Linked DNA regions of Homo sapiens: region 1 is linked to region 2. The links are chromatin contacts, found by Hi-C or POLR2A ChIA-PET in ENCODE. All regions are on one chromosome and are shown on one strand. Each heading gives the region's core, a stretch centred on a gene start or an enhancer-like site at or near the end of the contact. The rest is flanking DNA. Distances are from core to core; before and after follow the strand shown. Region 1 has its middle 180 kb from the start of CDH5. Region 2 has its middle 100 kb from the start of CDH5.

Region 1 (3,372 bases), core at 510-3,009, 78 kb after region 2:
CCTTTTTCCCAATCTCCTGCCAGTGCTTATTGTCTTTTGTCTTTTTGATAATAGCTATTTTAATAGGCATAAAGTGATATCTCAATGGAGTGCCAGTTTACATGGGAAAAGGGCTCTGGGAGCTTGAACCATCTTCATGCTATCCACATTTCTGGGTCCTAGGATGCTGGTGGGCCCCGCTTCTGTAGGGGGCTGGCACCCTTAGCTTGGTGAAGAAAGAATTTCTTTGACCAGGAATCTCCCTGATGACTGATTATTTTGCCTCCTTCTCAACCACAGCTCTGAGGCTTCTGGGAAATTATTTTTAGGAAGCAAAAACTAGGCAGATGGGAGCCACCAATTTGATCATTGGGAATGGCTTCCTCAAGTTCTTAGTTTAGAATATTGGGCAGTCACACACTAGAAATAGCTCTTGGAGATTTCCCATGCTGGGTCTCTGATTTTTAAAAATGGTACATGCAGTCCTTAAATTTGGGCTTGTAAGTTCAGCTGAACTCTTTCCAACACAATAGACTGCTTCTTGGCAGGGTTAAAAAAAAATAGGCCTCTATCAAAACAGAGGTTCTTTGTGGAAAACCTAGGGTGCAGTGATGAGAAACAATTGCGGCAGAATGACTTTATGCTGCAGAAATAGAAAAGAAGAACCACAATTAGACTGTGTTACCACCCACCCTGCAGCAGGCAACAGTGAATTTTGCCAGATGAGAAATCTCGAATGGGGTTTTGGGGATGTCCAAACTGTAGTGTCTCAACATGACATTTTGTTTGCTTGGAGAGATGGCTGTGGTGGTTTGGTAAGTTTTCAAGATAAAGCAACGCGTAGATGATCACATTCTCAAGTCATGACTAAGAAGATTCAGGCTGTCTAAATAAAGGGAATCAGTCCTATTAAGTGGCCTCCAAATGTAATTAAGTTGCCAAGTCAGTAATTTCCTATATGTGGACACCTCATGCATGACTAACACCTTTGTTCTCCAATCAAAACACGCTAAGAAAAGAAGAAAACAAACACAAAATGAAAGGGATATTTCAAAATGCACCCCTAAGAATTTAGCCTTGAACTCTGCATGCTTTATTACAAACTTGTACCTAAGTCAGATATTGCTGAGGAAGTCACCCATTTCGTTTTACAAGGTTGGCCAAATGCTAATCTTGCAAAGGCAGCAGGCTGTGCCCACTCATGAACTGAGATGGGAGAGTCTAAGTAAAATGCCTGAAGAATCAACTTGAGATGTAGAGGAACAAGGATTTGACCTTGGGCTGTCTGGCTTCGGGTCTGCACTGTTCTAGGCCCTGCCACTGGTAACAAGGTCTCTTGCCATAGGAACAGTTGGTGGATATTGATTTTCTTGCAGTCATGGAGCAGCAGCCAGAGCTGGGGAGTGGTGTGTGCCATGTTCCCTCCGCTGTTCAGCCCAAGGCAACCGGGAGGTGAAGCATGGGCGAAAGAAGCTATCCTGTGGCTGTAGCTCTGAGATAATGATAAACAGAGGTGAGAGGCAGCCCCAAGTCCAGTGGGCTCCAAGAGGCTAGAATAGGCTCTTCGCAGTGCCAGCCTCCCCCAGAAGACAGCCAAGCTGGTGGGTTTGATCTCGGCAGGAGGTGAAACTAAGGGCCAGGCTGTTTACTGAGCTAGTCTCATGAAAGGAGTTGGATATTGGCAGAAATTTCAAAATCTGACTGCAGGACTGAGCTATTTATGTTGAAAACATTTGAATGACTTTTTCCCCCCCTCTTCTTCCACAATGTAAGATGGGCAGACTTCCAGGCTTGCCTCCGCACCCAGCCAGACTCCAAAAGCTGCCTGGTGTTCTCTCTGCCTAAACTGCAACGAGCCTGACTGAATAAATGCCCCGGCAGAACTCCCTGAGCGCTCAAGTTTAATATGCACTTGACCTCTTTGTCTTTCAGAAATGAAATTTATTGAGTTTGGATTCCAGCACCCCTGGCCCCCACTAACATCTAATTAACCAGACCACACTTTGACATCAAAAGTGCAGGAGAAAATGAGGAGATGTATTATGATGTTCTCTCTGCAGGAGCCCCAGGGGAGGGGCTGGGGAGCTGAGCCAGGGGTCTTTTGAAGTATCTGAGTTGGTGGTCTGTGTTCTGCCAGAATGCAAGATAAGCAGGTCCTCTGCCTTTGCTGCTTTCCTTTTATTCCCAACAAAGAGCTATTATCTTTCCTTTTGTTGTCACTTACTCTTCTTGGCCTGAATTTCCCAGGCTCTGAATCTGAGTTCTTCTGATGCACCAAGAGACAAGGGGGCAGCCAAATGTGGCACCCCCACCCACCCCAATATTCTCCTACGACCTTGCTACTTTGCCTAGATCCCAACCATGAAAACCACTCCTTTTTCATCAGGGTACTGTGTCTGGAGAGCGCCATGAAAATACATCATCAGAGACAGGATAATACATTAATAATCCATGAGAAGTGGAATCATGGCCCATTGAAATAGAGTTTGAGAACTACTTATTTAATCTAATTTCCTGATTTTAGGAGGAAGCTGCAAAGATAGAAGGATAGAGGAGATGAAGGCAAATTTTGACATTTGTCTAAAGCAACTAAGAATGACTGCAGAAGCCTTCTTTTCTATTCTCTGACTCTTGGGTGGATGCTGATCACGGTTTAGCCTTCAGAAATGGGTTTTTTTTTACTGGAATGGGGCAGAATGGGGCTTCTGGGACATGTTGGAAACTTCAGCTGCAGGAGATCATGGGGACAGTGCTGGGCAGGCCTGGGCAAGTCTTGGCTATGAAGCCTGAGCAAGCACTGCAGGACTAACTTAGGTAAAGGAGTGACAAGTTGACCAAATGCAGTGGCCAGAGGTTTGCGAGCACCTTGCATTTAATTTTAAGTTGTAGTGCTTCCCAAGAAGGCTCCATCTGGCAGGTAGAATAAAGCAGGAATGGGGTTTGGTATATGAACGTGAGGCCATGATTGTTTTTGAGATTTAAATGAGATAATACCCACACGTCACTTAACCCAGTGGCTAGCATACAGTATGTGCTCAATAAAGGGTTTTGATTATCCTTGTTGTTATTATCAGATAATGTGGATGGGGCAAAAGGAGACATTTCAGAACCTGGGTCAGAGGAGCAGAGAGAGGGAAGAATGGAGATGAAGGCAAAGCAAAGGGCAGCAAGGACTCAGAGAAGGCAGAGATGACCGTGGCAGAGTGCACCAAAGCATGCACTTATGGAGTCTCAAGGCCTGTCTGTCCTGGGAAGAAAGGGAAGAGGCATAGGGGTGTGTGGCCTGTTCTTTGCCTCCAGCAAGCTCCATGTGGTCAGGGACCATTTCTGACTTGTTGATGGTTCTAGTGAGGGCATAGAGCACACTGTGGGACACACAGCAAGAGCTGGTAT
Region 2 (3,317 bases), core at 387-2,886:
TAGAAATAACAGCAGTTAAATCCTCCAAGCACTCACCACGGGCCGGATACGGGAAGCATATGACTTTGCTCGGGCCTCCAGTACCTGTTCCATCTTTCTTGCAACCTTATCAAGCTCTCCCATGTACCTGGGACTGTTCAATATGTTCTATGCCTCTCTATGAAAGGGGCTACTGTATTATCTCCATTTTAGAGAAAAAGAAACTGAGGCTGAGAGATGTTGAGTAACTTGCATAAGGTCACACGTGCTCATAGAAGTCCAATGTATTATGTGTCTGATTCCAGACCTGGAGATTATGTTTTTTGCCCTCGCTGGGGCTTACGAGAGGGCCTACTCCTGCACTCTCTCCTTCCCCTGTCCCATTCCCTGTCCTCCTTTCCCCGCTTCCCTCTTCCTCATGCACCCTTCCTTCTCTGCTCTTCCTCATCTCTTCCCCCTCCTCCTTCCCTCCTTTTCCTTTTGTTCTCTTCTCCCTCTCCTCTTCTGCTGCGTTGCTCTCTTCTAACTCTCATTCCTTCTGTCCCCTCTCCCCTTGGCCAGAGTCCAGACTCAAGGGCTGATATCTTGTTGCCTTCGGGGGGACCCAGGCAGAAATACAAGAGCAGCTGCCCTTCCCCTCAAAGGACTGACCTACCCCAGGCCCTGCCAGACCAGCCCAGCAGGCAGTGTGTGTGTGTGTGTGTGTGTTTGTGGGTCAACCCGCATATATGTCAGCTTGTGTGAGACTTGTGTGTCTACGATTGTGCCCAGTTTCTCCATGGGTATGAATGGTTGTGTGTGTGGTTGTGTGTGTGTGGGGGGGGGGTAACAGGTCACGAGGTCCTGACCTGCCTCAGCCAGGGCCCCACCTGTGCACAGTGGGAGCGACTTTCAGCATCTGTGCCCCACCCTGACCACCCCAGATGGGGCTGACCGGCCGGGTCCTGGCCACCCAGTTGTCTGGAGCCTGAGGAAACTGGGCTCAGTCTCAGGCCTCAGGCTGGAATCACCCAGACCTGCATTTCCCACTGGTCCAGTTGCTTCTTGAAGATTTCTGAGCTCGTTGGGCTTATCCAGAAGTGGGCTGGTAACATCTGCTCAACAGGACCCTTGCAGGGGTCCTAGGAGAGAAGGTGTGTAGGAAGGTATGTGGCTTGTGGTTTCTGCCTGGCCACCTTACGAGGATCCAGATGCAGGGAAGAAACCACAGCCCTGTGGTCTCAGAGGTCTCTGCCTGTTCAGACCCACGGTCCATGCCTGGCTGCAACGTGGACACATACGCTCCCCCACAGTCCAGGAAAACCCGGTCCCTAAGCTGGGCGAGTTCTTCCTGTGGGGATCAGAGCCAGTGAGCATGCCTGGACAGCATGTGGGATGGGGTGTGAGTGCTCAGGGTCAGCCCCGCAGAGCCCCGAACGAATAGCCCGATCTTTCTGGAGCGTTTCCTGATGGGGTTTGCGAGGAACGTCTGCTGGGAGGTGAGTGGGGGTCCTGGGAGCCTGCTGGCCCCGAGGCTGAGCTGTCACTGCTGGGCTCTCCAGTGGTGGCCGCCAGGGCAGTTCCTGGCCGGCCCACTGCATGCACATCTGGATGCAATTGTCTGCAGCTGCTGGGGCGAGGCGTAGGCTGCGGTCGGGGCTGGATGCTACACTTGGAGGGACCTCACGGGGTGGGGGTGGGGTCTGATTGCTCAGAGACTGAGCCGCCTACTCAGAACAGGGAAGGAAGACCAAGGAGAAACAAAAGAAAGGAAGATGGATGGGGCGGTGGTGATGGGGGCCAGGAATGTCTTTTTGTTCTGAAGAACATTCTGGCTTTTCCCAACAAATCACAAAATCCAAACGGGGAAGCTGTTTTAACTCCAGTCACACCCATGTCTAAATCAAGCAAACATACCACACACACATGTTTTTGTTTCTAAACTCATCAAAGGAACTTCAGGCCTGTACAGGGTCCTAAAAATACATACTGAAAACTGCTCGTATTCCAGCCTCTCCTGTGCTTTTTTTTTTTTTCACGACTGAAAAATTTCCGGCAATTTTTGACATCCCTTGCTCTGACCTCAAGCAGCAACAGGCTTTATCTGATAGTGTCAGTGTTCAAATTCATTGAAGGCTGGTGGGGGGTCCAGCAGGGGAGAGGACAGGGGGTCTGTGGGGTGAAATGGATTGTTCTCTGGTCACAGAGGATGGCAGAACCATCCAATTCCACCCCTTCTTTTTTTTTTTTTTTTTTTTTGAGATGGTGTCTCCCTCTGTCATTCAGGCTGGCGTGCAGTGGTGGGATCTTGGCTCACTGCAAACTCCGCCTCCTGGGTTCAAGTGATTTTCCTGCCTAGCCTCCCGAGTAGCTGGGATTACAGACACCTGCAACCACACCCGGCTATTTTTTGTATTTTTAGTAGAGACGGGGTTTGACCATGTTGTCCAGGCTAGTCTCAAATTGTGACCTCAAGTGATCCACCGGCCTCGGCCGCCCTAAGTGCTGGGATTATAGGTGTGAGACACTGCACCCGGCCCCACCTCATCTTATAGCTGGAGAAAATTAGCCCAGATAGGACTGGTGACCTGCCTCAAGATACTCAGCCAAGATTCACCCCGAAGTGACCCAGTGCAGTGGGCTCTGGGCTCAGCTGTGTCCAGTAGTTTGTGTTACAACCTCTACAACTTACTTCCACATCAGAAACATGTCTGATTTGTGATGGAGGAACTCGGAGGCATTACAGTGGGACGTACCCTGTGCGGCTGGCAGAGAGCAGGCCTGGCTCAGCACTCCAGGACAGGGCCTCGCAACTTCCTTTCCTGCTATGTGTTGTTGGGGATAACTCACCTGGCCCCTCAGCTCCCCATTTGGAAGTAATAATAGTAGTAATGATATTAACATTTGTCATTGAATGAGCACTTACTATGTGCACTTCTCCCATTTCATCCCAGCTGACCTCACAACCCTTTCAGGTGGGTACAGCTATATTAGCTTGACTCTGCAGACGAAGCAACTGAGGCTCAGGCAGTTTAAGTGGCTTGTCTAAGACAGGGAGGCTGTGGTTGAACCCAGGCTTCTACCCTTCTCACTGAGTGCTATGCCCCCTGCCCCACAGGCTTGAGGTGAAGGCTCATGGAGACCTTTGATGGACAAGATGAAAAGGCCTGTGCTCCCCGTTCGAACAGTGGGGCCTGGTAGTGATTGGGGCGCAGATGACCTGGGGTAGACCCCACAGGCTTGAGGGGAAGGCTCATGGAGTCCTTGGATGGACAAGATGAAAAGGCCTGTGCTCCCTCTTCCAACAACCAGTGGGGCCTGGTAGTGACAGGGGCACAGATGACCCTGGGTAGAAATTC

Evidence for each region. Hi-C counts contacts between places; a loop is a spot of excess contacts on that map. ChIA-PET counts read pairs that join two places held with the same protein, here RNA polymerase II (POLR2A).
Region 1: a loop to region 2 is called in a map of IMR-90, with 2.6 times the contacts of the local background. The contact joins two enhancer-like sites. A Hi-C loop is called at or near these places in 1 of 168 maps with a recorded cell type or tissue (IMR-90). POLR2A ChIA-PET finds 5 or more read pairs at or near these places in 2 of 52 experiments (AG04450 and PC-9).

The regions. Positions count from the first base shown.
Region 1 is chr16:66,187,563-66,190,934 of GRCh38, reverse strand. No RefSeq gene overlaps it. Among named protein-coding and RNA genes, the nearest start is that of CDH5, 180 kb to the left of the region's middle. Within about 2 kb of position 1,759, at least 4 of the 41 ENCODE cell types and tissues checked have a DNase peak (open chromatin) inside an H3K27ac peak, as active enhancers do; they include IMR-90, where a contact is called at or near this core.
Region 2 is chr16:66,265,075-66,268,391 of GRCh38, reverse strand. No RefSeq gene overlaps it. Among named protein-coding and RNA genes, the nearest start is that of CDH5, 100 kb to the left of the region's middle. Within about 2 kb of position 1,636, at least 13 of the 41 ENCODE cell types and tissues checked have a DNase peak (open chromatin) inside an H3K27ac peak, as active enhancers do; they include IMR-90, where a contact is called at or near this core.